2 separate regions of the Homo sapiens genome follow, and region 1 is linked to region 2. Evidence: read pairs that join two places in POLR2A ChIA-PET (ENCODE). Cell type or tissue: PC-3. All regions are shown on one strand. Links, peaks and the distances in the headings refer to the core of each region. The heading gives the core; the rest is flanking DNA.

Evidence for each region. ChIA-PET counts read pairs that join two places held together with the same protein. Peaks named below come from ENCODE experiments on the same cell type or tissue, not always from the same donor. Only the 100,000 strongest peaks of a DNase experiment are listed, where the experiment ranks them.
Region 1: POLR2A ChIA-PET joins it to region 2 with 17 read pairs; 12 of 35 experiments call an interaction of 5 or more read pairs at or near these places.

The regions. Positions count from the first base shown.
Region 1 is chr12:123,158,259-123,173,116 of GRCh38, reverse strand. MPHOSPH9 (M-phase phosphoprotein 9) reads left to right here. Exons shown (of 24, transcript NM_022782.4): 17 at 6,328-6,462; 18 at 7,640-7,815; 19 at 9,027-9,167; 20 at 9,983-10,103; 21 at 10,899-11,002; 22 at 11,734-11,981; 23 at 12,268-12,336. Among named protein-coding and RNA genes, the nearest start is that of PITPNM2, 15 kb to the right of the region's middle. In PC-3, for the core only: no CTCF peak of the experiment used is centred there; DNase peaks (open chromatin) are centred at 8,656 and 9,736; H3K4me3 peaks cover 357 bases; H3K27ac peaks cover 2,390 bases.
Region 2 is chr12:123,062,825-123,077,682 of GRCh38, reverse strand. The region is part of intron 2 of PITPNM2 (phosphatidylinositol transfer protein membrane associated 2); the gene reads left to right. Among named protein-coding and RNA genes, the nearest start is that of PITPNM2-AS1, 11 kb to the left of the region's middle. RefSeq lists enhancers at 6,492-7,364, 11,340-11,841, 12,000-12,862. In PC-3, for the core only: no CTCF peak of the experiment used is centred there; no DNase peak of the experiment used is centred there; H3K27ac peaks cover 111 bases.

The DNA of each region.
Region 1 (14,858 bases), core at 5,399-13,398, 92 kb before region 2:
ATCACTTGAGGTCAGGAGTTTGAGACCAGCCTGGCCAACATGGCGAAACTCCATCTCTACTAAAAATACAAAAATAAGCCAGGCATAGTGGTGCAGGCCTGTAATCCCAGCTACTCGGGAGGCTGAGGAATCACTTCAACCTGGGAGGCGGAGGTTGCAGTGAGCCAAGATCGCACCACTGCACTCCAGCCTGGGTGACAGAGCACCGCTCTGTCTCAAAAAAAAAAAAAAAAAAAAAAAAAAAAGTGAATGAAAACCTGAAAGTCTAACAGCTGGAATATGGAAAATACTGTCATACACTCAAGCATGACACTGCATCATGACAATGCAGGTGGCAGAGACCGAGTTGGCAGACCCCAGCCTGTGGGGCCACATGTGGCATGAACTACCTGTTTTTGTGAGGCCCCTGAGTAAAGAATGGTTTCTACATTCTTACATGTTTGGGAAAAAAGAATATTTCATGACACATGAAAATTGTATGACGGACTGGGCGTGGTGGCCCACACCTGTAATCCCAGCACTTTGGGAGGCCAAGGCAGGTGGATCACCTGAGGTCAGGAGTTCGAGACCAGCCTGGCCAACATGGCAAAACCCCATCTCTATTAAAAATACAAAAATTAGCTGGGTATGGTGGCATGTGCCTGTAGTCCCAGTTACTCAGGAGGCTGAGGCAGGAGAATCGCTTGAACCTGGAAGGCGGAGGTTCCAGTGAGCCAAGATTACACCACTGCATTCCAGCCTGGGTGAGAAAGTGAGACTCTGTCTCAAAAAAAAAAAAAGAAAGAAAATTGTATAACATTCAAATTTTAGTGTCCACAAATACAATTTTCATGGAATACAAGCTTATTCACTTACATAGCATCTACGGCAGCTTTTGTGCAACAGCAAAGTGGAGTAGTTGCAACAGACACTGGCCCATAAAACCTCAAGTGTTTACTCTCTGGCCCTTTACAGAGAGAATTTGCTGATCCTCAGCTAGACGGTCAACGTGGATTAATCTTAAGGACATAATATGGAACAACAAAAAACTAGTTGCAGAAGAAATAGGATACTATTTATATTGACTTTAGCATGTGAAGCAATTTTGTATTTCTTATGGGTTCATGCAAACATAGTAAACGTATGAAAACGTGCATGGGAATGCTGAACACAAATTTAGTATAAATGGTTGCTTTTGGGAGGGAACGAATGAGATTGGAGAGGTGCACAGGGGCTTTAGTTGTCTTTATAGTGTTCTACTCTTAATTTAAAGAATATATAACCAAGATTTATAAAGCTGGATGGTTGGCATGAATATTACCTGTATGTCTATGTGTGCTTGAGATATATATATAATATATGTTTTTTGTTTGTTTGTTTGTTTGTTTTGAGATGGAGTCTCGCTGTGTCACCCAGGCTGGAGTGCAGTGGCACAATCTCGGCTCACTGTAACCTCTGCTTCCCATGTTCAAGCGATTCTCCTGCCTCAGCTTCCCAAGTAGCTGGGATTACAGGTGCCCACTACCATGCCTGGTTAATTTTTGTATTTTTAGTAGAGATGGGGTTTTGCCATGTCAGCCAAGCTGGTCTCAAACTCCTGACCTCAAGTGATCCGCCCACCTCAGCCTCCCAAAGTGCTGGGATTATAGGCGTGAGCCACAGTTCCTGGCTGATATTTTATTTTAGAGACAAAGTCTCGCTCTGTCACCCAGGCTGGAGTGCAATGGCACAATCTTGGCTCACTGCAACCTTCGCCTCCCAAGTTCAACGATTCTCCCACCTCAGCCTCCCGAGTAGCTGGTACTACAGGCACGTGCCACCATGCCTGCTAATTTGTTGTATTTTTAGTAGAGACGGGGTTTTACCTTGTTGGCCAGGCTGGTCTCGAACTCCTGACCTCAAGTGATCCGCCCGCCTCAGCTTCCCAAAGTGCTGGGATTACAGGCGTGAGCCACTGTACCTGGCCCCGGCTGATATTTTGTATTTTTAAAGTGAACAGGAACGAATAAAGGAAAAGTATCCAGAAGATGAAAGAACTCTTACAAATCAATAAGAAAAAGATAACTTTCTCAACAAAAAATGGTAAAAGAATATAACAAGCAGCGCACAGATCCCTGATGGCTAATAAAAATGAGAACATGTTAATTGTCATGAAAATGCACATTAAAACAATAAGATACAATTCACACCATCGGACAGGTTATATTTAAAATTGAAACACTTTAACGTTTGGCAAAGATATGGAGAGACAGGAACTCTCAAAGTAATGATTGACAGTTGATACAGCTTGTCTGGAGAGTGATTTGGCAACAGTCAGAGAGGTTGAAGATGTGCACCAAATCCCACAGTTGCATGTTAAGATGTTTGCCTTAGAGGAATTTTCACACGTGTTAATTTTAGCATTGTCGAAAGGCTGCATATTAAAAACCATATTTCCACTGCCGGGAGAAAGGACAAATATATTCATACTATGGGTAAATGATAAAAATGAATAGAGCTTATATGTACTAACACAGATAAATTTCAAACATAATATTGAACAGAGAAAGCATTAAAGGCCAGGTGTGGTGGCTCACGTCTATAATTTCAGCATTTTGGGAGGCCAAGGTGGGGAAATTGCTTGAGCCCAGGAGTTTGAGACCAGCCTGGGCAACATGGCAAAACCCTGTCTCTACAAAAAATATAAAAAGTTAGCGGCTAGACACAGTGGCTCACGCCTATAATCCCAGCACTTTGGTAGGCTGAGGCAGGTGGATCATGAGGTCAAGAGTTTGAGACCAGCCTTACCAACATGGTGAAACCCCGTCTCTACTAAAAATACAAAAAAATTAGCCAGATGTGGTGGCACGCAGCTGTCATCCCAGCTACTCACAGGGCTGAGGCAGGAGAATGGTTTGAACCTGAGAGGCGGAGGTTGCAGTGAGCCGACATCGAGCCACTGTACTCCAGCCTGGGTGACAGAGCGAGACTCTGTCTTAAAAAAAAAAAAGCTGGGTGTGGTGGTTGGTGGTACGCGCCTGTAGTCCCAGCTGCTCGGGAGGCTGAGGTGGGAGAATCACTTGAGCCTGAGGGGTCGAGGCTGTACTGAGCCATGATCATGCCACTGCACTTTAGCCTGGGGGACAGGGTAAAACCCTGTCTCAAAAAAAAAAAAAGACATTTAAAAATGTGTATTAATACATTATGCCTTCTGTGTAATTAAATATATAAAAATTGGTCTTATAATTAAAAACAAATTTTGCAAGATCGGGCTGGGCACGTGGCTCACACCTGTAATCCCAGCACTTTGGGAGGCCAAGGTGGGCAGATCACTTAAGGTTAGGAGTTTGGCCAACATGGTGAAACCCCGTCACTTCTAAAAATACAAAAATTAGCTGGGCACAGTGGTGGGCCCCTGTAATCCCAGCAACTGTGGAGGCTGAGGCAGGAGAATTGCTTGAACCTGGTAGGCAGAGGTTGCAGTGAGCTGAGATCACGCCACTGCACTCCAGCCTGGGTGACAGAGGAAAACTCCATCTCAAGAAAAAAAAAAATTGGCAAGATCTTAGCATTTATTAAAACTGAGAATGGGTGAGTAGATGCTTGTTATAGTATTCTTTGTAATTTTCCAAGAATGTTTGAAGATTTTTTTTTTTTTTTAAGACGGAGTCTCGCTCTGTTGCCCAGGCTGAAGTGCAGTGGTGCAATCTCGGCTCACTGCAAACTCCGCCTCCTGGGCTTATGCCATTCTCCTGCCTAAGCCTCCTGAGTAGCTGGGACTACAGGTGCCCGTCACCACACCTGGCTAATTTTTATTTTGCATTTTTAGTAGAGACGGGGTTTCACCATGTTAGCCAGGGTGGTCTCGAGCTCCTGACCTCGTTATCTGCCCGCCTTGGCCTCTCAAAGTGCTAGGATTATAGGCATGAGCCACTGAGCCTGGCCCTGAAATAGTTCTTAATTTAAAAACTGGGCCGGGCGCAGTGGCTCACGCCTGTAATCCCAGCACTTTGGGAGGCCAAGGTGGGTGGATCACGAGGTCAGCAGATCAAGACCATCCTGGCTAATAACATGGTGAAACCCCATCCCTACTAAAAACACAAAAAATTAGCCGGGCGTGGTGGTGGGCGCCTGTAGTCCCAGCTACTCGGGAGTCTGAAGCAGTAGAATGGTGTGAACCCAAGAGGCAGAGCTTGCCGTGAGCCGAGATCGCGCCACTGCACTCCAGCCTGGGCGACAGAGTGAGACTCTGTCTCAAAAAAAAAAAAACTGAGGGAAAGAGTGACTGGAGTTGAAGTGAATGTAGATAGAAGAGGCAGCCTCTAAAATGTTTGGTTGTGAAAGGGGACAGAGAGAAAACAAGAGTTGTTTCATGGTTTCTGGTGTTTCTTTGAATTTGACTCAAAAGTTTCACCTGTCAACGAAGGTGGGATGGGAGGTTTGAGGAGGGTGGAAAGGGTGTGAGATAGTCATGTTTGGAGAACTGAAGCTTGCTGGTTACAGAAAGTCATGTTGCCGGCCGGGTGCGTTGGCGCACACCTGTAATCCCAGCACTTTGGGAGGCTGAGGTGGGCGGATCATGAGGTCAGGAGATCGAGACCATCCTGGCTAACACGGTGAAACCCCGTCTCTACTAAAAATACAAAAAAATTAGCCGGGCGTGGTGGCAGGCGCCTGTAGTCCCAGCTACTTGGGAGGCTGAGGCAGGAGAATCGCTTGAACCTGGGAGGCGGAGCTTGCAGTGAGCCGAGATCACGCCACCGTACTCCAGCCTGGGTGACAGAGCGAGACTCCGTCTCAAAAAAAAAAAAAAAAAAGAAAGTCATGTTGCCAGGCGGTCAGGCGGTTTGGGGTGTCCGCTTGAGGTGGTGATGAGTCTGCCCAGCTGGTGGCTTTTTTCCAGCAAAGCTCAGTGGTAGGAGTTGAGACCTGAAGCGCGGCCTTTGTAGTCAGCCAGTCCTCAGATTTTGCTGCCAGTCAGGTGTGGTGAAAGGTGAGAGAGAAAGTATCGTGAGTGTGGACTTCAGGGTAGATCAAGAGGACCTAGTCAGACTAGGAGGGGTTGATAAATGGAAAATGGAGAGGCCAAGGATCGTAGGTCACGTTGCTGAAGCTTGAGGGCGGGAGGCAGAATAGGGGCACAGTCTTTGGAGTATTGGTTTCTTAAGGGGAGTGTGTTCTCTGGTTTTGACAAAAGCCAGCAAGTACCCTCTGAGGTGGCTGGCTGAGGAGTAGAGGGTCACCTCACTGGAGAGAGTGGTCAGGAAGTTGCCTAGTGTGAGAACAGGCATAGGTGTGGAGAAAACAAGGCAGGCTCTAAAGTCTGGGGAATGACTGGGGGTTAACATGATGGTGGGAACCTCAGATGAGCTGGGGGAGCAATGTCTAGAATTGCGCTGTTCAGTACAGTCCTGCCAACAGCCACTATTACTATTTAAATCAATCATGTCAACCTAAAATCAGTGACAGAGACTGACTCTCCAAAGAAATTTATTTGGAAATGTTGGGGGTTTGCAAGCTGGAGTACGCATGCTGTGGTGAACCATAAGCATGTCCAAAGGGGTTGGGACACAGGAAACTTTAAAAGACAAAGGGCAGTCCACAGTCCACTAAGCTATTTTAAAACAAAGACCACTGGTTACAGGAGCATGTTGCAGGCATTAGCATTAGCTCAGTGGTGGAGACATCCCTTGTTAGGGATGTTTCCTTGTACAAGCAGCTTATTATCTGGAATACTGTCGTTCTGAGGAATTCAGAATAGTTCCCATAATCAGCATCTGTGTGAGAGGCTGCTCCTTTGTGCCTCCCAGCTCCATTTTTTGGGAGTTTGACATTAGTGACTCCATTTTGATACTGAAAACTTTCATTATTAAAATTAACGTTTTATAATTGGTTCTTCAGTCTCAGCAGCCACATTTCAGGTGTTCAGTAGTGACACCTGACTTGTGACTGCTGCATTGGACAGTGCAGATAGCATTTCTGGTTTTGCAGAAGATTCTGTTGGACAGTGCTGGTCTGAAGGGAACAAGAAGGGCAGCCCTGCTTCCTTCAGCACTTTACCCTCAGCTACAGTAGGGGCACAGAGTGTAAAGGGTGTGAAATGCCTGAGAGACAGTGAGGGGAATGTTCAGAGCCGCAAGTACCTGAATCTTGACTGAGATTCAGAAGTAACAGAAACCTAGAACAACAGTTAAGTTGAATCATAAAACTGTAAAATAAATTGTATCCAAAATATAGATTGTTACATGTGATTTTTAAATTAGTGTACAAATGTGTAAATACTGTTTGAGAGCAGATTGTTTTATATGCACATGCAGTCTGAAATGAAGTGCAGACCTTTATAATGCCTGACCGTTTTCATTCTAATAGCACACTAGCAACTTCAGACGTCAGCAGGCGGAAATGGCTGATTCCAGGTGCAGAGTATTCCATCTTTACTGGCCAGCCTCTGGACACCCAGGACAGTAACGTGGATAACCAGCTGGAGGAAACCTGTAGCCTAGGGTGAGATAACTTTGCTAAAGATTCTATTTAGGGATGTTATGTTTTCTTAGAGATTTCAATTGCTTTTAAAAGTTTGGGAAGCCCTCTCTTTGGTTCTTTAATGTCTTAATTTTGAGAACCTGACTTTTATTTTACTTTGAAAGGCTACTACTTTTAGAATATTTTACTTCCATGAGCTCTGCCAAGCTTCCCCACCTGTGCTCAGTGGCACAGTATGGGTTTGTGATTAGGATAGGATGTCGATCCTCAGGCCAGGTGTGGTGGCTCACGCCTGTAATCCCAACACTTTGGGAGGCCAACGTGGAGGATCGCTTGAGCCTAGGAGTTCGAGACCAGCTTGGGCAGCATGACAAAATCCCACCTCTACAAAAAATAAATATATTAGCCGGGCATGGTGACATGCGCCTGTAGTTTTAGCTACTTGGGAGGCTGAGGTGGGAGGATTACTTGAGCCTGGGGAGCTCAAGGCTACAGTGAGCTATGATTGTGCCACTGCACTCCAGCCTGGGTGACAGAGTGAGACCTTGTCTAAAAACAAACAAAAGATGTAGATCCTCTCCCACTTCAGATGGCTCTGGCCAGCCCGAGCCCCGAGCCTGCGTGAGCAGCCTCAGCCGCTTACTCCAGGGTGCTGTGCAGATGCTGTTCCTCTAAGTGTAGGACTAGAAGGATGGGAAAGCACTGTATGCAGGTTTAATTTATTTGCATTGCAAAGCATGCTCATTGTGGAGTATAATTGTCAACTCTGTTATTCCCCTAACAACCCCAGTAAAGTGTGTGTTTTAGCTTGGACTGTTATAACAAATTACCGTAGACTGGGTGGCATAAACAACACACATTTCTTTCTCTACCTCTGGAGGCTGGAAGTGCAAGATCAGGGTGCTGAGTGTTTGGTGAGGGCCCTCTTCCTGGTTATGTCCTCACATGGCCTTTCCTTGGTGTGTGTGCACAGAGAGAGCGCTCCTGCCTCTTTCCCTTTTTCATAAGGGCATTAATCCCATCTTGGAGGCTTCACCCTCATGACCTCATCCAACCCTAATTACCTCGTAAAGACCCCACCTCCACACACCATCACATTGAAGATTAGGGCTTCAACATGTATGTTTGGTGTGGGGGCGGGGGGCAAGATACAGACATTTAGTCCATAGCACTGTATGTCTTAAAATTATTGTTTAAGGCACCGTTCACCTCTGGAAAAGGATTCTTCACCTGGAAGTTCATCAACAAGCTTGTTGATAAAAAAGCAAAGAGAGACTTCAGACACGCCGATCATGAGAGCTTTAAAAGAACTTGATGAGGGAAAAATATTTAAAAATTGGGGGACACAGACAGAGAAAGAGGACACCTCAAATAGTGAGTATTTCCTTGTTTGAGATAGATGGATATAGATATCTTTTCCCCATTTATATTACCTTCGTTAAAATTAAAATATTTAGGTAATGAAATTAAAAGTTTTAGCTCTGTAAACTTGCTATTTTACTGCTACTTCAGCCCCGTTTCATAGAGAATTGAATGTCCTAGTTAATAATTTATCACAGTTCTGGCATAACATGTACCTTTTGTACAAAGCCAGTTGAATCTTACATTCCGATTATGAAAAAGGCTTACATGGCATTCTTTTTTTTTTTTTTTTTTTTTTGAGACAGTGAGACAGAGTCTCACTCTTTTGCCCAGGCTGGAGTGCAGTGCGTAATCTCAGCTCACTGCAAACTCCATCTCCAGGGTTCAAGCTATCATCCTGCCTCAGCCTCTCAAGTACCTAGAATTACAGGTGCCCTCCAGCACCCCCGGCTAATTTTAATATTTTTAACAGAGACGGAGTTTCACCATGTTGGCCAGGTTGGTCTCGAACTCCTGGCTTCAAGTGGTCCACCCGCCTTGTCCTCCACAACACAACACAAAGTGTAAACACAAAGTGTTGTGATTACAGGCGTGAACCACTGCTCCTGGCCTTACATGGCATTCCTAAGGATATTTGAAAAATTCCTGTCAGTCCATCTTACTTGCACACATCAGAAGGCTGTGATAGGCATTTGGTATTCATGAAGTGAGATATAACATTTCCTCTTCTTTCTTGGTTACTGAGCATCTGTAGATAAGGCAAGTAGTGTCTTTAATACTGTGTTTTTTCACAGGTCCAGGTCACCAATACATTTCTCTCCTTTTCCACTATGCTTGCTTTCTCAGACCCCTTAGTCATCCTGCCAGCGTCTTTGCGGTTACATCTCCCAAGCAGTGTCTCTTAGTAAATAAATTAGTAACCTGCTTTCTAAAAATAACCCTCTTGAAAATCACCTTGAATGCCGATTGTAAACAGGGAGCCAGAATGAATTCATTATAAACTCCCATATTTTTCTTCATCAAGCATTTTTTATCATTATAATGTGGTGCATTTGCAAATAGTCACTATAACCTAGCTGGTGAGAATAAATGCTTTGAGCAGAACCTAAGCTGTGGGGCTTGGTGTGTAACCATGTGTAACCACCTGTTAATAAAGGTGGATAACTGAAGCGTAGGCTTGTTTTGATTTGTTTTTTGTTTTGCTTTTTTTTGGTCTGCTGTAGTAAATCCTCGGCAAACTGAAACTTCAGTTAATGCAAGTCGTTCTCCAGAAAAGTGTGCCCAACAGAGACAAAAGAGACTTAATTCGGCCTCACAGAGATCATCATCTTTACCACCTTCAAATCGTAAATCAAGTACTCCAAGTAAGAGTTAGATGTGTACATCTCTTGGGTTCAAAAGCGTGATCTCTGAGTCAAATCTATTTGTGCCCGCTGCTTGCCTGTTTCTGGTTTCTCTTGTATCCTCAGCACCTAGTAGAGTACTCTGAGCAGAGGACCCCTAAATAAGATCTTGTTCATAAATAAAATTGTCTGATCACATAGATACTACAAATGTAAATGAAGAAATCTGTTTATTAAAGTGAGATTTTTTATTGTGTCCAGTAAATTGTTTACAACTAATACTAATAATTTATTGTGTCCACTAAATTGTTTGCAACTAATACTTAAAAATGCCAGCTATCCAAACATTAATTCAATCAAATTAATCCAAGCTAGTCTCAAATATACTTCTTATGTATTTGATCTCAAGTACTTAGCATTAGTCACCATTTTTCTTTAGCCAATAACAGGTTGGTTTTAAAGTTGAAGCATTGAATTCCTGTCCTGAATTTCCGTTTTCACACCAGCTGAGGAGATTCTTATTATTGTGTTATAGGAATGTTCAGTAGTGTACTGCTGTTTCCATCTTATTTCCAGTCGACTTCTAAAATCCTGAAAAACCAGTTTTGAGTCAGAGTGCTGAAAGTACTGTCTGATATACTACAGTGTTACAGTGGTTACCTCTAGGTGTTAGGATTATGAGTGATTTTATTTTTTTGTACACTCTTATTTCTCTCTCAAAGTTTTACGTTGAAATTATATTCCTTTCAAAATTAGAAAAAAAATACTGAATAAGAAACTGTTATGCTGATACATATAGAAGGAAAAGAATATTTCCTCTTCATTTTCTTCTATAGCAAAAAGAGAGATTATGCTAACACCAGTGACTGTGGCTTATAGTCCAAAGCGATCCCCTAAAGAAAACTTGTCCCCAGGATTTAGTCATCTGCTTAGCAAAAATGAGAGCAGTCCAATTCGGTAAGTTCTCTAAAATTGTAGAATAAAGTTTACTATATTAGTGATTTTTTTCTAAATGTTGACTTATGTCTCTAGCTATCACTAATTTTTCAGTTACCAGTGGGAACTCTGTGAATTTCATTTAAATCATAAGTGAATGTCATACTACAACTAAAGTACTGCAGTACAATGAACACAGTTTTTAACTATGTAAACTTGCTACTACTAGATTTTAAATTATCACCTCAGCACCCCTGTCAGCTTTTGTATGTAGAATGATAGTTCTTTGTTTTCCTGAAAAGGTTTATGATACGGGAAAACTTTTGGGCCATTTGTACAGGAAAGTGGGCTTTACTGGTATGGCCCTGGCACCAAATGCATGTTTACCTGTGCTGCTGAGAATCTGTCCCCTCCGAAGTGTGGGCAGCTGTGTGTGCTATTAGCGGGGAGGGATGTTGCTTCTTGGTTCCAGACCCAACTCTGTCAGGCTCTTGCGGAGATGAGTTAAGCACATTGAACCTCAGTTTCCTCTTCTATAAAACGGGGATAATAATAACTACCCTGCTTATTTCATAAGGTTTTTATAAATATCAAATGAGATAATGTATGGGTAAGTGTTTTAAGTCTTTAGTTTGTAAATACAATTTTGTTAGAAAATAGAAATAAATTTCAGTTTTAGACAATTACATAACCAGCTTTCTTTTAAGAAAATACATAAATATGTGAGTTAGCTGGATGCCAGCTCATCTTTGTAGTGGAGATAGGGAAAATCAGTTAACATTTTTTTTCTCACAAGTAACTTGCTTCATTCAATAGATTTGATATACTTTTGGATGATTTAGATACTGTTCCTGTGTCTACATTACAACGTACCAATCCAAGAAAGCAACTCCAGTTTCTTCCTCTAGATGACTCGGAAGGTATCTTTTCCTAAAAAATATTAGTTATGGTTTTAATCATTCATTTTTTGAGATTCTGGTATCTCTCAGTGTTCTAAATATTATAATATCTTGCACTTAAATATTTTCCCACTCAAGGGCGTCTGAAACTAAGCACTCATGATGCTACGTGTTGTTATGTCAATGTTGTTATCCTCATTGAAAAGTTGGGAAACTGAGGTACAGGGAATGTTGATGTTTAATTACCAGGGCCACACTGCTCAGTTATTCTCTTTACTTTTATTCTCTATATGCAGCTTAGGCTTTGGGTAACTTTTTTTTTCTCATTTATATTCTAAATTTGGAATAAAGCTATAAGACAATGTATGTGAAATCACTTGGGTAGGCCCTCAAAACATTAACTGTTTAGTGTTGGTGTATGTCCACTAAATGTGATGTATTATTTAGTTTTTAAGCTTTTTTTTTTTTTTTTGCTTTAAGTTTACTTAAAGTTCATTTATGTTTACATGAAGTTTGCTTAAGTTCATTAAGGGAAGTTGCAAAGATTGTCAAACAGAGGGCAAAGCTTTCAGAATTCTTTGGAGAAAAAAGCACTGAGTAAATAAGATTGATTATTGTATCTCTTTTCATTACTTTTTTGGGCCACATAGCAGCTATATCCAGAAAGTGAAATTGGGCAACATATTTAATATATATGCAACCTACACGAAAAATTGATAAGAAATATAAGCAATTTCTCTCCTCTCTGACAGAAAAAACTTATTCTGAGAAAGCCACCGATAACCATGTTAATCATAGCTCTTGCCCTGAACCGGTGCCAAATGGAGTGAAGAAAGTATCTGTGAGAACAGCCTGGGAGAAGAATAAATCAGTTAGCTACGAACAGTGTAAGCCGGTTTCAGTCACTCCACAGGGGAATGATTTTGAATATACAGCAAAAATTCGGACCCTAGCTGAAACAGAACGATTTTTTGATGAACTTACAAAAGAAAAGGACCAGGTAAAAACAAACAAATATTTTTAAAAATTGTTTTCTGAACTTAATGCTTATGTCTAAGGAGAAGGGAATTATTGAGTCAAACCTGTCTCAGGAAATTACAATGGGATAACATACCAGAGCTGTGCTAGCAACGGATTTGAGCCATGTGGTCGTTACTAATTGACAGAGGGAAATTAAGTTGAGATGAAATGGACAAGGAAATACTAAGCCAAAACCTTTTCTTTCCATTCTGTGTGATAAACCTCCCTGCCAGTAATTTAAACATATTTTTTTCGTGTGTTAACAGATTGAGGCAGCACTAAGCAGGATGCCTTCTCCTGGAGGACGAATCACTTTACAGACAAGATTAAATCAGGTGAAATGTCTTAGCTTGAATCTGCTTTAGAGGCTTGATGCCAGTCAGTGTTCCAGTTATCTAAGAGGGGTTTAAAAAATCATGGCACAGTGAAAATTAGACACACTGAAGCAGCAGTCAAAACTTTTAGCTTTTACGGGAAGTGTTTGATTATAGCAATTTTATAACTGCAAGCTAGCTTTCAGGAATAAAAATTGATTTTACCTTTAGACTTAGAGAAGAAGGTGTTCATGCCCTTGTATTTTCAAGAAACTAACTTGAGAGCAAATGGCAATATGCTTTTCAACAGATTTTACACTAAGTTAGTGCTCACAGATTGCCTCTCTTTTTGTTTGATTTCTCCCTCCTCAAATCTGTAATTTATTTCTGAACTCCTTTCCATTAGCAAGCAGATAAAATGGTTACACTTTGGAAACTGAATAGCTGTAGAGGTTCAAAAAGTGAGCCGTAGGCCGGGCGCAGGGGCTCACGCCTATAATCCCAGCACTTTGGGAGGCTGAGGCTGGTGTATCACCTGAGGTCAGGAGTTCCAGCCACTGTGCCCAGCCCCCAACTTCTTTTTTTCTGACTTTGTCTTTTTGTTCTGATAAATATTAGTCAATAATTTATAGGCTGGGCGTGGTGGCTCATGCCGGTAATCCCAGCACTTTGGGAGGCTGATGCAGGCGGGTCACCTGAGGTCAGGAGTTCGAGACCAGCCTGGCCCACATGGTGAAACCCCGTCTCTACTAAAGTACAAAAATTAGCCGGGCATGGTGTGGGGGTGGGCGCCTGTAATTCCAGCTACTCGGGAGGCTGAGGCAGGAGAATTGCTCGAACCTGGAAGGTGGAGGTTGCAGTGAGCCAAGATGGTGCCACTGCACTCCAGCCTGGGTAATAGAGCAAGACTCAGTCTTAAAAAAAAAAAAAAATAAACTTTCAATTGAACTTTTCATGTTATGAAATATCTTTCTATAACATCCTTTTAAATTAACGTACAATATTCCATCAGCAGTAACGTATTTAACCAAGAATGTTTTAGTAGAAATTTGGGTTGCTTCTAATTTTGGATATCATAAATAAGGCTGCAATAAAGTTCTTAAACATATCTCTTTGCACGTGTAAGTATTGCCTTAGGAGTCATTCCCAGAAATAAAAATGCTAGGTCCAAAGAAATGCAAATTTCTAAGGATTTGGATATATGTCAAGTTGTAACCCAGGATGTTTGAGACAATTTCTACTCCTACCTGCCGTGTATGAAGATAAGCTCTTCCCCATCCTGAAACCTGTATGTTTGGGAAAACAACAACAACAAAAAAAACAAAAAAAAACCTGCCATGGCCAGGCGCAATGGCTTATGCCTGTAATCCCAGCACTTTGGGAGGCCGAGGTGGGCGGATCACGAGGTCAGGAGTTCAAGACCAGCCTGGCCAACATGGCAAAACCCCATCTCTACTAAAAATACAAAAAATTAGCCAGGCGTGGTAGTGCACGCCTGCAGTCCTAGCTACTCGGGAGGCTGAGGCATGAGAATCGCTTGAACCTGGGTGGTGGAGGTTGCATTGAGCTGAGATCGTGCCACTGCACTCGGCCTGGGTGACAGAGCAAGACTCCGTCTCTGAAAAAGAATAATAAAAAAAAATACCTGCCAATGTGATCATTTTTTAAAAGGTGTGGGGTTGTCTTGGCTAATCTTTTATTTATCTAGTTTGGAGACGGAGTCTCGCTGTGTCACCAGGCTGGAGCGCAGTGACGCAATCTCGGCTCACTGCAGCCTCCAACTCCCTGGTTCAACTGATTCTCCTGCCTCAGCCTCCTGAGTAGCTGGGATTACAGGCACATGGGCCCGGCCTAATTCAAAGATATTTTGAGGCCGAGAACAGTGGCTCATGCCTGTAATCTCAGCACTTTGGGAGGCCAAGGTGGGCAGATCACTTGAGGTCAGGAGTTTGAGGCCGGCCTGGCCGATGTGGTGAAACCCTGTCTCTACTAAAAATACAAAAAAATTAGCCGGTTGTGGTGGTGTGCCTGCAATCTCAGCTACTTGGAGGCTGAGGCAGGAGGTTCACTTGAACCCAAGAGTTGGAGGTTGCAGTGAGCTGAGATTGCACCACTGCACTCCAGTCAGGGCAACAGAGTGAGACTGTGTCTCAAAAAAAAAAAAATTGAGATAGAGTTTGATTCTCTTCTTAGGTTTCTCTTTTAATTTTTTTGAGACAGGGTCTCATTCTGTCACTCAGGCTGGAGTGCATTGGCACAATCATAGCTCACTGTAGTCTTGACCTCTGAGGCCTCAGCCCCTTGAGTAAGCTAGGACTACAGGCATGCACCACCACACCTGGCTAATTTTTAAAATTTTTTTGTAGAGGCAGGGCCTTGCAGTGTTGCCCAGGGTGGTCTCGAACTCCTGGCCACAAGTGATTCTCCCACCTTGGTCTCCCAAAGTGCTGGGATTACAGGTGTAAGCCATCATGCTTGGCCTTATTTTTCTTTTAAAAATGATACACGGCTGGGTGCAGTGGTTCACGCCTGTAATCCCAGCA
Region 2 (14,858 bases), core at 2,302-10,301:
GGAGGGAGAGAGAGAGGGAGAGGCCTCACCTGGCATGCTCAGAACTCAGAGGGGGCACAGCAGAGTTTGGGTGCGTGGAGTTCTCCTCTAGGGAGTCTGTGAGTAGCTCGACTCCTGCCTCCTGGTGCTTGGGTAGGTACAGCACTCCATTGTACTTCCATTTTCCACTGTGATTGCCACGGGGCATAGAAAATCTGCTTTCCTGGACTGTGGTTGGACCAAGGAAAGGGGAGGAAATTCAGAGGCATGCACGTGCGCCCTAGATGGGGCAGGGCTCTGGAGTGGTGATTGTTGGCCACACGTTGGCTGTCTCTCTGACCAATCCTTCATTATCTGAAAATGAGAGTTCAGTGAGGAAATGTTTTGTCCCTCTCCACCCCTGATAACAAGGGGTGTCCCTCCCCACCCCGATATCCCCCATAACCAAGATTTCCAAGAAGGTGGTGTAGGGAGGATCGTCTGCTGGCTGGCTTCAGGCAGAGCGGCCCTGCCAGTGTGTCTGTCTGGATAGCACCATCTGTTTGGGACAGCCCCTCGGCACAGTTTGGTCAGGCAGGATTTCAAGCCTGCTGCCCAGTGGGTCAACATTCTGCATCATTTCTTCCCCATCCCCAGTAGATGCATTCAGAATGACTCTTAAGTGGCTTTCCCAGAGGGAATCTGTGAGGCTAACCCCTCAGCAGCGCAGCCCGGGGAGACACACTCCGACCCATGCCCGGCACAGGCAGCTCCCACCGTGACCTCTGCTTCCTGTGCAGCAGGCAATGGAAAAAAGAACCCCTGGTTGTCAACAAGAACAGCTCCCGTGTTGATGGAAAGTGAGGGCCAAAGAAACCGGATTTAGCACCCAGTTCTTAGAAGTTATGGGTTTGAATGGTGTCTGAGAGTAACCCCTCTCTGATCTTTAAATAGGAAGTGTTACACCAAGTAGCCCTGTCTGACTCACCAGGGAGCTTCAGAGTTCAGGTACCAGGGAACCCATAGTCAACTCTGAAAGAGGCACTCAACTTGGAGGGCTGACTGCAGAGAAGTCTAGATGTTCCAGTATGTGTCTGTGTCTCAGGGTGCAGTGGGGATTGAGGGTGGGACCAGAATTGGCTCACAAAGTGAATAGTTGAATATAGGACTTCAGCCTCATGAGCACCTGATTGGATTCTGTTTTTTGTTTCAGCATTCTCTCTGTCAGATTGTTTTAATAACAGCATCAGAGCCTTGAAGGTGGCCTGAGACAGGACTCCCTGTGTGGTTCTGTGGTTGGGCATCTTTAAACTATGTTTATCTCCCCAAAGCCCTGTTTCTTTAAAACTGCCTTTGAGCCCCCCAGAGACCCTCAATTCTTGGTGCTTCTCTTTGAGCAATCAGATGGGTTACAACTGGGCAGGATGAGAGGAATGCTTTTGTGTCTGCACAGGTCTGTGCTGTTTCTTCCTCTGCTTTGGGGCTGGAGAATCACCCAGACCCTCCTGGCATCTGGGCGGTGTGCAGGCTTCTTAACAACATTACGGGCATCTGGATTCTGGTTGGTTGCTGGGAATTCTGATGGGTTTACGAGTTATGTGATGGGCGGGGAGGCCATGTGCTAGTTTTGTTTAGTTTGGTTTTGGTTTGCTAGTGAGCGGAAAATCTGATGTGACACCTTAAAGGCCAGCCCACAAGTGGCAGCACCTGATCGTCATCTCTGCTCTCAGCCTCTATGGGAGGCACCCGGCCCTGCCGTTGCTGCTGGGCTTCCTCTGCCCTGAGGGCTTTCGTGTGAGCTCAGGGCAATGCAAGTGTGTGTTCAGTTACCAAGCCCAAAAGTCAAAAGAACAGCCAGAGCCAAGCTGGCTTTTGAGGAGAGAGGCCGGCTCCTCCAGCCTGGCTGCATTTGCCTGAGGTAGATCGTGAGTGCTCTGCCCCAGCCTCTCCGCCCTCCTGTGTCCTTTCTCAGCGGCTGCTCTAAAGTATAACTTCACGTAGTGGTGACTTAACTTGAAAGGAGCCGCAGGGGGCGTGAGAGCAGCTTGGAGAGGTGGGAGCCTGGGCCGCCGATGGCTCCAGCCTGTGAAAGTGTGGAAAGCTCGTTCCAGGAAAATTGGAATAATCACCTCATTGGCTGGCTTTCAGGCGGTGAGTGGTTCTTTCTTTAATTTGACAGGAGCGCTGGGATTCAGGGAAGGGCGTGGTGGGAAGCCCTGTGGTTCAGACAGACCCCACGAAGCCAGTGAAGCTCCCAGGAGAAAGTCTGATTTATTTTTCCCTGGCCTGGCTTGCAGCATGGTGGAATCCACCACCCAGGCTGTGCTGGGCAGGACAGGCCGCTCTGATGCGGGTCAGAGATTCTGGGACTCAGAACATCTGCCTTGGCCCCCGCCCAGCCCGTGCCTAGCTTTGAAAAAGTCTGTTGGTGGTGTTGCATGATGACTTAAACTGCAGGAAGAGAGAAGCTCATGAACATTAAACTCTCCCCCAGTCTCTCTTGTGAGTTTCCTGAACACACACGTACTTATACATGCACATACACGCCTTTGCCCACAAGTGCACATATGCTTGCAGATACACACACACAGCCTCCCCACATGCACACTCACACAAATACATGTGCACATGCCATGCAGGCATGCACATGCAACTCACAAGCTCACACCCACATGCACGCACACACAAATATGTTTTCCCTGCCTGCTAGCAGGGGTGTACCTACCATTTGGCATTCTTCTCATGCTAACATGATCCCATGTAAACGGTTCCCAGGATTGTTAAGATCAGACAGCTGTCCTTTTTATGCATTGCTTTACAGCTCAGTGTCTCACCTGAGTGAGACAACTGTCCCTGTCCACTTCTGGAAAGAGCTGCCTCTGTTCCCTCTTTTCCTCCCTGGTGCTCTGTTGCATGGTCTGGTGTATTACAGGGATTGGCATGTTTGTGTCTGCAGGGGAGCCTCTGGGTGCTGGCTTTCTGTCCAGGGCTTCTGAGGGCCGCCAGCCCAAAGGGAAGGGATTCATCAGAGACTGATAAGCTTAGGGTGTACTGAGCTGTGAGGCCATATGTGTGTGTTTGTGTGTGTGTGTGGGTGGGTGGGTGTATGTGTAGGCATGTGTGTGTCTATGTGAGGTGTGTGATGTGTTTGCATATGCGTGTGTGGTGTGCTCATGTGGGGGGTGTATATGTGAGTGTGTGTTGTGTGCATATGGACATGTGTGTATTTATATGTGCATGTGTGGTATGTTGTGTGTGTGAGGTGTGTGTGCATGTGTGTGGCATGTATATGTGCCTGTGTGTGCCTATGGGGTATGTGAGAGTGTGTGCAGTGAATGTGAGTGTGGCATTTGTATTTGGGCATCTTTAACTTTGCATTCTGCTTCTCCCATTTTCTGCTTCAATTCCCAGAGCAGGGCTCAGCAAACTCCTTAACCTATGTCTGCACTGGGATCTTAAATCCACTTCACAGACACTTTCCCAAGTCTCATCTGATTTAACAGTTTGCAGCCACCCTAGAAGTACTTGGCGTTGCTCCCATTTTACAGATAAGTAGACCGAGTCTCGGAGGGTTGAGTAGCCTGCCTGTGAAGGCAGAACCAGAACTTGGATCCTTGGCTCTTTCACTCCTTCGCTCCCTCCCTCCCTCTGCCTCACTCATTAGTTATACATGCAACCTGCTCTGCACCGGGCATGGCTGCTGGGCTCTTGGCCTGAAGACTATATTCAGCCCTTGTCCTTCAGCGGGTGCTCAGTATGGGAGGAGGCCAAGGAGGTTGGGTGAGGAGAGCTGGGGGGTGCTCACTCTCCCTGCACTCCACGGCCACCCACCTTAGTTGTCTGAGAAGAGAAAAGGAAGGAATTAGAGAGAGGAAGGAGCAGGCAGCCTGGGGATGAGCTGGAGGAGAGCCCCCTGCATCTGCCCTACCACTCACTTGCCCCAGGGCTTCCACCCAGAGTACGAGGCCACTCTACACTGTGGAAAATCCGGGTCACTCTGATCCTGATCCACTGTTATTCTGCTATAGGAGCAGAGTGGCTCCCTTTCTTTTAAAAATTGCTACATCATGTATCATCAGAAAGACAGTCTGCATCGTGGGGTCTATGTGTTTTAGGCTGAGGATTTCAGCATTGGTGGCTCAGGGTAGTAGGAGCAGCACTGCACATGAGGAGATATGTGCCTCAGTTTCTTCATCTGTAACATAGAGATAACACTGTCTACTTCATGTGTCTCACCACAGAGAACAGGTGTGATGTGCTAGGAGATGAACCACCTGTGTAGGCGGTGGCGAATGGTAGGCTGTTGTTAGAGACAAGGCATTCCCATAACTTACTCTTCAATGGGTCAGGAGTGTTTATGCCCAGAGATGCACACAGAGAGCAGGAGGGACACAGATGCAAGGCAGATGGAACAAAAGGGAAGCAATTGCTGCTTTTGGGTAGTGTAGAGGGGAGTTCTTATGTTAGTTTTGCAATTTTTCCGTAGCTTAGAGACTATATGAAAATGAAATATGGAAGAAAAAAGGCTCATCCATTTAAGAGCTCTTCCTAAGAGGTTGAAAGTATACCGATGTAACAAATAGCAGAGGGTTTGTACCTTAACGACCCATGAGAAGCCAAGTGAATAAAACGGAAGCTCCATCCTCATGGAAGCTGGAGACAGCTGGCCATCCCTGAAGGGGATAGGGAGCTCTGGGGAGGGGGGCAGGCGATGGAATCACACCAGCCAAACTCTCAAGAGGCAGGGCTCTCCCTAAACACCAGGCCTCGGAAGTCAGGCTCCTTCCCTGATCCCTGTTGGGGCTCCGGATTCTGGCTTGGATGACTTCCCCAGGGCCCTTGCCTGGTGGCCACAGCCTCTTCTTCCAGAGCTCCAGGTGAGGGAAAGTTGTATCTTATGATGGTTTCCTGACTGGGTGCTGGTTTTATTTGGTCCAACGTTCAGTTGCAGGTTTACCCAGTAGGTCAGCTTTGTGGCCCTCTCTGCTGCCTTCGGCATCCTGAAAGCCCCTTTCAGATGAATGTTTAACCTCAAAACCTTGAGCAGCTGTTGACAGGGAGCACTAGGCCTGGAGTCTGAGAGTCTGGGGTCCCAGCTCTGCCCCAGTGGATCTCTCTGAGACCTGACTGTCTCCCTGACAAAGCCAAGTTTGGTGGGAATGAATGAATGAGGGACTTGAACATGCTCTGTCACTCTGCAAATGGTAGGTGTGTCTTGGGAGAAGACAGGAGAGGGACAATTGCCAGCCTTAACTTGCTGTCTACTTTGTGCCTCACTTTCCCCACCTTGTTGCCATAGTGAGAGGAATTTTCCTCATCAAGTCCCCATCACCTTTCTCTAAGCAAGACTATGCTCAGGGGCTGGAGGGCAGGGGAGAATGCAAGTTAGAAGACCTTGTCCCTGTCCCCTGTCTACCATCAGCCTGATTATAAGATCTTGGAGAATTCCTTTGACCTCTCGGAGCCTCAGTTTCCTGGTGTGCACAGCAGAGTTAGCGATGGATGCCCTCAGGAGAATGGGAAGGACAAATGGATGGTGTGTGCCCAGCACTTTGTTTCATGCCAGCGTCCTCACTTTTCCTGTCACCCTGTGCCCTTGTAAAGCACTTCACAGCTTTCTAGGCGTGGGCACACCATTATCACAGCCTGTGGCTGTGAACAGGCTTTGTCAAGCCTGTGCAGACAGAGAATGGGGAATGGGTAAATTTAAAACACTCCTTCCGCCTGACTTCATTTGCCTGCTGGGCCTGTGCTAATTGCATGGCTGAAGTCCCCTTTCCAGGACTCTAGATTCCTGAGATGGAAAGGATCGGGACTGGGCTGCTCTAGGACCTTCCTAAGCTGGTAGAAGAGCAAAACTTGGTAGTCATATAGGCTCGGGTTTTGAGTCCTGGCTGTGTGACCCACAGAAGCTGCTTAATCCCATTGCACCTCAGTTTCCTATTGTGTGGAATGGGAGTGATGGTCCCCCCATGGGCGTTGTGTGAGAATTCAAGATTCTGTGCTTCTTGCCTGCCTCGTCGCAGGAGCGTGTGAAGCGGATGATCGTCTTGTGGGGCTCTCCTCCAGTGTCAGATTGCTCTGTACCAGAGGCTGTCCTAGGATCAGGGCCAGGCCAACCGCTGCTTTTCATGCTCCCAAATGTTTGGAGAGCCAGTGCGGTGTCTTAGCCAGCAGAGCTTTCTGTCAGGAGGTGTGATCATCGAGCCGTTTGTACCCTGCCAGCCACCTGAACCCAGAGCCACTCCCTGGACTGAGCTTGCCCTCAGGGGAAGGTGGGCAGCAGAGTTATCCAGCCTGCGGGTCTCTCTCTGGCTGTCCTCCACCCTAGGAAGCACAACACGTGGTCAGCAGTGTGGCTTATGGGGAGCACAGGGAAAAGATGAGCAGCTCCATATTTCATGGCTGAAACTTGGATATGGCTGCAGTGCCAAGGAGGGGCCTCCCCTGGACCCAGAAAGAGCAGGGGCTGGAAGTTATGCTTGAGACACCAGCTGGCAGCTTCAACTTAGAGAAGAGCCGGCATGCCTGTCCCCCTCTGCTGCCTGCAGCCCTCTGCCCACCCTACTCAAGAGTTCAGCCTGTTGCTCCCTCCCAAGCAACAGTGGACACTCGAGGATCCCAGGTCGGACCTGCTAGATGGGGACACTGAGCCAGGCAGACCCAGGGCAGCTTTCCTGAGTTCCTTGGAATCACACTGAGCTGGGCCAGCTGGATAGGCTCCTGGAGGCAGAACGGAGTTCAACTCCCTCTCTCTGCTGGCCTCCTTCCCTGCATCCCCCTGTTTGCAGCTAGGAAGGGCTGACCTGGTGACTCGGTGACATCCCTTCCATGTGGCCCCAACATGAGTCACACGTCACGGCATTCTCTGAGTTGGGCAGATGCGCGAAGGGGCATGTTGATGTGGGGCCCTTAGGGCTGCCCCCACAACTAGCCTGGTCTGAAGAACCGGTTGGTCCTGTGGGGTTATTTAGAAGGCATGGGGGGCAGGCCTAAGCTCCCCAGCTCCTCCTTGGAAGAGGCCTGGCCTGTGTAAGCTGTTACTGCCTGGCTTGAGGAAGTGGCACACCGAGGAGCATCCTGTCTCATAGGGAGCCCATCCCATGGGCAGCTCTGCTCCTCAGGGCAGCCAGTGGAGCTGGGAGGGGGGACATCGCCTGCTTCCCAGACTCAGCGTGTGTCATGTTCCTCTGGGCTGCCCGGCCTGGGTGTTCTAGGAGGCCTCTGTCCAGAGGAGCAGACCTTCCCTGATGCCCACACCAACATGAATGCCTGCCATGAGGCCCTGAGGGTGCTGATGACAGCAGCTGTGACAGCGGTGCCATTGCCCACACGGTCCTGGGGCCCTTGGATACGGTCCAGCTCAAACCCCTTCACTATAGCTGGGACACTAAGGCCCACACAGGCCAGGGACCTGCTTCAGCTCCCAGGCCCTTGTTACCACCACTTGATGTGATCTTCTGTTTGCAGTCTGATAGCTTTCAGGGCCCAGTCCCTGCTCCCCACAGTGGACATGGGCTTAGGGCATGATTTAAGCCCCAAGAGCAGTGAAGAGAGCTGGGCTAGGGGCCAGGGCATGGCGACCTCTTGCCCCAGGCTCAAGGCTAGTAGAACCTCTGGACTCGTCTGTCCCTGGGCTGTATCTTATCAGCAGACTCTCCTGGCTGGGTCTTGCCAACCTGGGGACTCTTAGCTCCTTGCCAGTCACTCAGTGAGCCCCTGCTTGTCATATGAGCACCGGGTGCAGAGCCCCACTGCTGGGCAGCTTCCTGAGTGCATTGCATCTGGCTTTTCACTGTCACCTTGGGAAACGGTCAGGGCAGATGACCAGAATCTGTTCCAGGAAGGGGCCTGGAAGTTGGGTCACCTGCCCAAGGTCAGACAACTGTTCTGGGACAGAGTTTGGAATTAAAATCTTTTATCTAACAAATATTTGCTGGGTACCTACCTTTATTAAGCAACTGCTGTGGCCGAGCCCTGGGGACACAACTTTGAACAAGGCTCGGGCCCTGAGCTCCAAGGCAAACATGTGGCTACAGTGCAGTCTGATAAATGCCAAAAGGAAAGTGGGCGCAAGGTGCCCGGGGTGCTGACTCGGCCCACGGGGCTTGGGAAGGCTTCCAGGGGGCCTGGAAGGCGAGGAAGCTTCACCTGGGGGAAGGGCTCTTTGAGCACAGAGGACTCTGGCCATCTGATTCCAGGCCTATAGGGACCCCAGCAAGCCCAGGAGAGGTGTGGACTCTGGCCTTTTCTTTGCTGCGTGGCCTGCAGCAATCCCTGTCCTGTCTCCAGTCTCTCCATCTGTCTGCAGGGGAGATTGTACCAGGCCCCGTGTTTCATTCTCTGGAGGGCTTCCTGATAACCTCAGGAGATGTGTTTAAAACGCAGGTTCTGAGGCCTCTCACACAGAGGTTCTGATTTAGCAGGTCTGGGAGCAGCGCATAGGAATCTGCATTTTTTTCCTTTTTTTTTTTTTTAGAGAGTAGGTCTTACTCTGTTGTCCAGGCTGGAGTGCAGTGGTGCAATCATAGCTCACTGCAGCCTCCTGGGCTCAAGTCATCCTCCTGCCTCAGTCCCCTGAGTAGCTGGTTCTACAGGCACAATCCACCACTTCTGGCTAATTTTTAATTTTTTTGTATAGATGGGGTCTCACCATATTGCCCAGGCTAGTCTCAAACTCCTGGTCTCAAGCAATCCTCCCACCTCAGCTTTCCAAAGTGCTGGGATTAAGGGTGTGAGCCACTGTACCTGGCCCTGGAATCTACATTTTAAACAAGCTCACTGGGTGTTTCTAAAGCAGCTCATCCCTGTACTTCAGTTTGAGAAAAGCTGGACTTAACCATCTTGGCTCTGACATTATCAATCCTACAGTTGTCCTGACCATGTCCCTTGAAGTGGGCAGAGCCTATGGTGTTGGGGTGGTGGAGGTGCCTGGGGTTCGTAAGTGCTGGAGCTCTCTGAGATTCCAAACTCTGCAGAATCTCAGAGAAACCCTTGGTCATAGTCCTAAAGCTTCCAAAAGTCTTGGCCAACTCCCTCAGCTCCCCATTATGGGAGGGTCTCCAAAAGTGGAGACAGGTAGGGGATGCTGAGCCCCTTGGGGTTAGGGGGCTGTTAAGTATTTCTCAGATCTCGCTTCAAGCATTTCTGATTAGAAAGACCTGCAGTCCCTGCGTTAGTTCTTAAGGCTGTCTGCTTAGGGCTGGTGTGCCCAAGGATTATTTTTATTTATTTATTTATTTATTTATTTATTTATTTATTTATTTATTATTTTTTGGAGATGGAGTCTCGCTCTGTCGCCCAGGCTGGAGTGCAGTGGGGCAATCTTGGCTCACTGCAAGCTCCGCCTCCCAGGTTCACGCCATTCTCCTGCCTCAGCCTCCCAAGTAGCCACCTCACCCGGCTAATTTTTTGTATTTTTAGTAGAGACGGGGTTTCACCGTGTTAGCCAGGATGTTCTCGATCTCCTGACTTTGTGATCCGCCCACCTTGGCCTCCCAAAGTGCTGGGATTACAGGCGTGAGCCACCGTGCCCGGCCGTGCCCGTGGATTTTTAGCAAAGCTGAGCTGGCCTGACCTGACATGGGGGCCTAGAAAAAGCTGTTCAGGTACCATGTGGGGAGGTGGAGAAAGTGGGGAGGCTGGGCAGGGGGAGGCCAGTGCACTTTGGGCCACATGACTACTTCCCCTCAAGTGTCTTAAGAGCCTGGATGCAGACGGGTTTCTCACCGTTGGCTCCTCGCATGCCCTGAGCTAATTGGGCTGCAGCCCTGCTAACAGCCTGGTGACAGGCTGCCTCAGTCCTGCCCAGATGCTAGTGTCACCCTTCCAGCCAAGAGACCCATTGGCTGTTCTCCTGCAGGGTGCCCGGAGCAGGAGACACTAGCTGACCTATATGTGGTCAGCTCAGAGTGTGTCCTGTTTCCCAATGCCACAAACCCAATGTACTAGTTTCCTGGGGCTGCCGTCACAAATGACCACAAACTGCATGGCCTAAACAGCAGAAATTTATTCTCTCACAGTTCTGGAGGCCAGAAGTCTCAGATCAAGCTGTCAGCAGGACCACACTCCCTCTGAAAGCTCCAAGGAGAATCCTTCCTTGCCTCTTGCAGCTTCTGGTGGCCCCAAGTGTTCCTTGGCTTGTGGCTGCATCACTGCAGTCTCTGCCTCTGCCTTCACATGGCCTTCTCCTGTGTCTCCTGTGTCCTCTCCTCTTCTTCTTTTGCGTGTGTGTGTGTGTGTGTGTGTGTGTGTGTGTGTGTGTGTGTGTGATGGAGTTTCACCCTTGTCTCCCAGGCTGGAGTGCAGTGGCACAATCTTGGCTCACTGCAACCTCTGCCTCCTGGGTTCAAGCGATTCTCCTGCCTCAGCCTCCTGAGTAGCTGGGATTACAAGCATGTGCCACCATGTCCAGCTAATTTTTGTATTTTTGGTAGAGACGGGGTTTCACCATGTTGCCCATGCTGGTCTCGAACTCCTGACCTCAGGTGTTCCACCCACCTTGGTTCCCAAAGTGCTGGGATTACAGGCATGAGCCACCATGCATGGCCATGGCTGTAGACTCTCTCCTCTTCTTATAAGAACACCAGTCATTGGGTTTTGAGCCCATCCTCAATCCAGTATGATTTCATCTAGAAATCCTTCACTAATCATATCCACAAATACCCTATTTCCAAATAAGGTCACATTCTGAGGCTCTAGTTAGATGTGAATTTGGGGAGGGGGCTGCACTATTCAACCCCTTGCACCCAGCAGGCAGAATGTCACCAGATAAAGGGCAAACCTACTGCACTGGCCGGGGAGTGTGGCCTGGCAGCGGGTCCCAGGAAACACACCCAGGGCTTTTAGCAGCCTCAGGCCCTGTCATCAGCAAGGGCGACTTTGCCTCCACGAGTAGAATCAGAGAGCCCAGAGCAGCCGAGGGGGTCCAGTAGGCAGCCACTGTGGAGAGGGTGTACTAGTCAGACACGTATTTTAAGGTGTCCTGGAGGAGAAAGGCTGCATGTGGCTCCAAAAAGTCAATCAAGACCCCAGGTTGAGTCCCAGTGGGGCAAACTGTTCAGTATAGGAACTTTCTCTAATAGCAGTACCTTGTAGCCCATCCCAGGGGGTGGTTAAGCCCCTCTCACAGGATGGGCATTGCAGAGAGGAGTCTGTCTGTCTCCCAGCTCTCAGTCTGTGCTTGTCTCAGAGGTTCATGCCCCCACCCCCAACAGCTGTGGGGTGAGGTCACGGACTCACTCCACAAAGGCAGTGGAGATGATGGTGGCATACATAGCCAGACCCCTGCTCTTGCTCCTGGCTGGCTCATGAGTTTGTGGGTTGTGGGGAGTACCCACAATGCTCAGTCTTCAGGGCATCTACAGTGACGGCCCCTCACCCTCTGCCCCTGCCTGCACCAGCCCACTCCGTGTGTTTCCCAGCTTGGTCTTCTCTACCCCTCGTCAGGCCCTCCCCTTGCTCGATCTTGACACTTGGCCTCCTTCCTGGCCAGGCTGTCTGCCTGCATCCAGCCCTGGCTCCCTGAGCTCCTCTCGGATACATCACTGGGCACATGGTGGAGTGGCCATTTCAACACATGGCACCTGCAAGAGCTTTCATCTCCTTCCCCTGGCCCATCGCAGATGAGACACACTGACACCTCAGCTGTGAAGGTGACATTTGTCTACACACACGCACACAAACGCATACAGGGCTGGATACAACAAGGGACAAGGCTTAGGCCTGCTGCAGACCTTGGGTGAGTCTCTGCCCCACGTCTCCAGCAGTTAATGAAAGACAATCTTGCTCTGGGAAGCACTTCCTGCATCTGACTTCTAGAAGTCTCTGCTGTCCAGGATGACAGAGGGTGCCCCTGAATGCAGGAAGTGCTGAGTGTTGCCAGTACCAGTGCCCCTGTGGCTGCCTGACCACCATCCATTCCTTCCCATCCTCCTGCTGTGAGAGAACCAACAGACCACCTTGGGGATGATGTCCCCTAAGGCTCCCAGGCCAGCCCAGGGTGCCTGTTGGGGAGCTGCCTCCTCATCCTCACACCCACAGGCTTTACATACAATTAATCATTTAAAATGAACAGCCCTTCTGAGCTTGCTGGCCTCCTGCAAGTCTCACACCAACTTGCCAAAATCCTTTCCCTTTTCTGGGCCCCTTGCTTTTACCTGTCAAAAAGACATAATCTGCTGGGACAAGGTGTGTCAGCTGCTCCCACAGAGCCTGGTGCCTTGGAAATGCCCCATAAATGGTTGTTCCTGTCTTGCATCCTCCTGCCTCTCCTGCCAGCCCCGTTGGTTCCCCATTGACTCCGTCTCCAGTGTCTGCTGTGCACCTGCTCTGGGCAGAGCCCTGTGCGCTGTCCCTGGCACCAGGTGGCTCTCATGCTGCCCCTGCAAAGCAGCAGCTAGAGATGAGCTGAGTCCTGCTGCCTGCCCCATGACAGTGACTGGAGGGCTATGGGGGAACCCTGGATGCCATCGGGGACCTCTTCACCCTTTCTTCTGGTTTTTTGGATGCTCTCGGAAAGCCTTCTGGGTGGCCCCTTGAGCTTGACCTCACAGACCGATGAGGCAGCTGCTCCAGGCTCAGCACTGCAGTTGCACAAGGATGGACAGGGCCTTGTGCAGCCGTCCAGGGGCCTCCAGCGGCTGTGGGTGGCAAGTGCCTGCAGAATGGGGGCTGTAGCTCAGCTGTCCCAATGGGAGACTCTGAGCAAGGCTCTGAAGGGTGAGCAGGGCATGGCAGGCCCAGGCTGAGGACATCTCAGGTGCCCAGTGCCTCACTGTCACCTCATTTAATCCCACTCAACCCTCCAAGGTGGGTGGTGGTCCACAAATGGGTACACTGAGGCCTGGAGCAGGTAAAGGACTTGCTCAAAGACAAGGCTTGAATGTGAACGTGGTCTGGCCCCAGAGCTAGTCACTCCCTGTGTCCTGCTGCATCTGATTCATTGTGTTGTTTGTTTCCCACTAGCTTTTTTTTGCAGGGTGAGGGTGATGTGCTTACCCCCACAACCTTCCCTGATTTTCTCCTGTTCCTGCTGTTGTATTTGGGGCTGTTCAGTGCCTCCTCACTTCCCACCCTGTTGACACAGGGGTGTTGCTGGGCTCGTTTTGTTTTTGACCCAGTCAGCCTGGCAGGGAAGTGGCGGGCTGTGCGCAGAGCTTCCCGAAATAGCCCCAGGCTCCCCGCCAAAGATAGAGGAGCCAGACTGTGCGCGATGGGCTTGGGCCAGTTGAAAGATGTCTTGGTTCCCTACTCCCCTCAGCTCCCCTGCCCTGTGCCACCCCCAGCCCAGGTCTTGATGCTCCTGCACATACCTGTGCCCCGTGGTGGCTGAGAGCCTCCTGTGGGCTGCAGGCCTTGGGGTGCTGGTTGGGATCGGTTTGGTGTCACCCTGGGCCCAGAATGAGGAGTTCTCATCCCTTCCCTGCTACTGACTTGCCCGATGACCTTGACCAAGTCCCTGTCGCTCTCTTGGTTTCCATTTTCCAATTTGGAGTGGGGAGAGTGCGTCTGTCTGCCTGCTGGCAGCGTTGCTGGGAGGGTCGAAACAGTGAGCAACGGCCCCAACCCTGGGAAGGCTGGCAATAATGCATAGTGACAAAATGATATCAATGATTTGTTTCCCCTAGTCCTGACTGTTTTGAGTGTGGGGACACAGTTCTTTAGCAGGGCTGATCCCCAGCATCACCATCACCATCACCATCATCATTATAGTAATAATAGCGGCTGCTGCTGTTGCTTGGGTGTTGTGTGCTGGGTGCTTTACATTGATTGTCTGTTAATTTATTCCCCTTACTACCCTATGAGGTGTGTGTGGTATTGGACTAGGTCCACATACCTATAAAATGAAGGTCCACATACCTTCACCTATAAAATGAAGAACTGAGGCTCAGAGAGTTTAAGTAACTTCCTTAAGACCAAGTGAGGGGTGGAGCTGTGTGATCAGAGCACCATTCTGATGTCAAAGCCTGAGTTCTGCCTGCAATGCTGTGACCCCTCCTCCAGGGGTCCCTGCTCTAGGCTTTTCCTTCCAGACCTGGAGCCTGGTCTCGTGGGGGCTGCTCTTGGCAGCCAGAGCATCCAGTAGGTCTCATCTGCATTCTGACCAGAGAGCCCTGGTGTAGGACAGAGACCCACAAGGGGCTCTGCCTCCAAAGAGAGCCCTGGGGGAGAGGGAGACGCTTCTGGGACTGAAGGGGCCACTTATTTTAGCCCCCTCTTTTAAATATTATGCATTTAAGCAACGTCACAGAACAGAGTCAGCAAGCACTTCCTAAGCACCAGCTGTGTGCCAAGCCCTGGGGGCTCCTGTGTGCCTCTCACCAAGCCCAAGAGGCCTGTTTCACTCAGACTTTGCAGGTGAAGAAATGCAGCCCAGCCAGGGGCGCAGGCCACCTGCCCAAGGCCACCTATCTAAGGCCACCGGCTGGGCAGTGGCAGTGCTGGTACCAGAGCCAGGTCTGCCTGGCATACCTGCCCCTTCTCCACACTGCAGAGATGAGGAAGCTCTCAACCACCAAGCCCTGCCGTGTTCCTCATTCCTGCCTACCCTTGCTTGCCCAGTCACAGGCCTGGAAACACAGGCCTTGCCCTGAGCAGGGGTCAGCGGGCCCTGGGGCAACACAGGTTCCGTCAGCAGAGCTGGGCTCTGCGTCCTTGTGGACCTATGTGCCCGCAGGCCTGTGTTATGAATATATTTATAGGCATTGCTGTTTGTGTGTGTGTGCACATTTGCTTTCGTGTGTGACTCATCTCTTTGGACTGTGTTCCCCAAGGTCACAGGGCCTGGTGAGTTTTAGAGGCAGAGCACATGTCACCCCTCATCTGTCCTGCATTGGTAGTGGGGTGAAGCAGGGGTGATATGCAGTTGGTTCACACAGATATGTGGTGAAAACATTGAT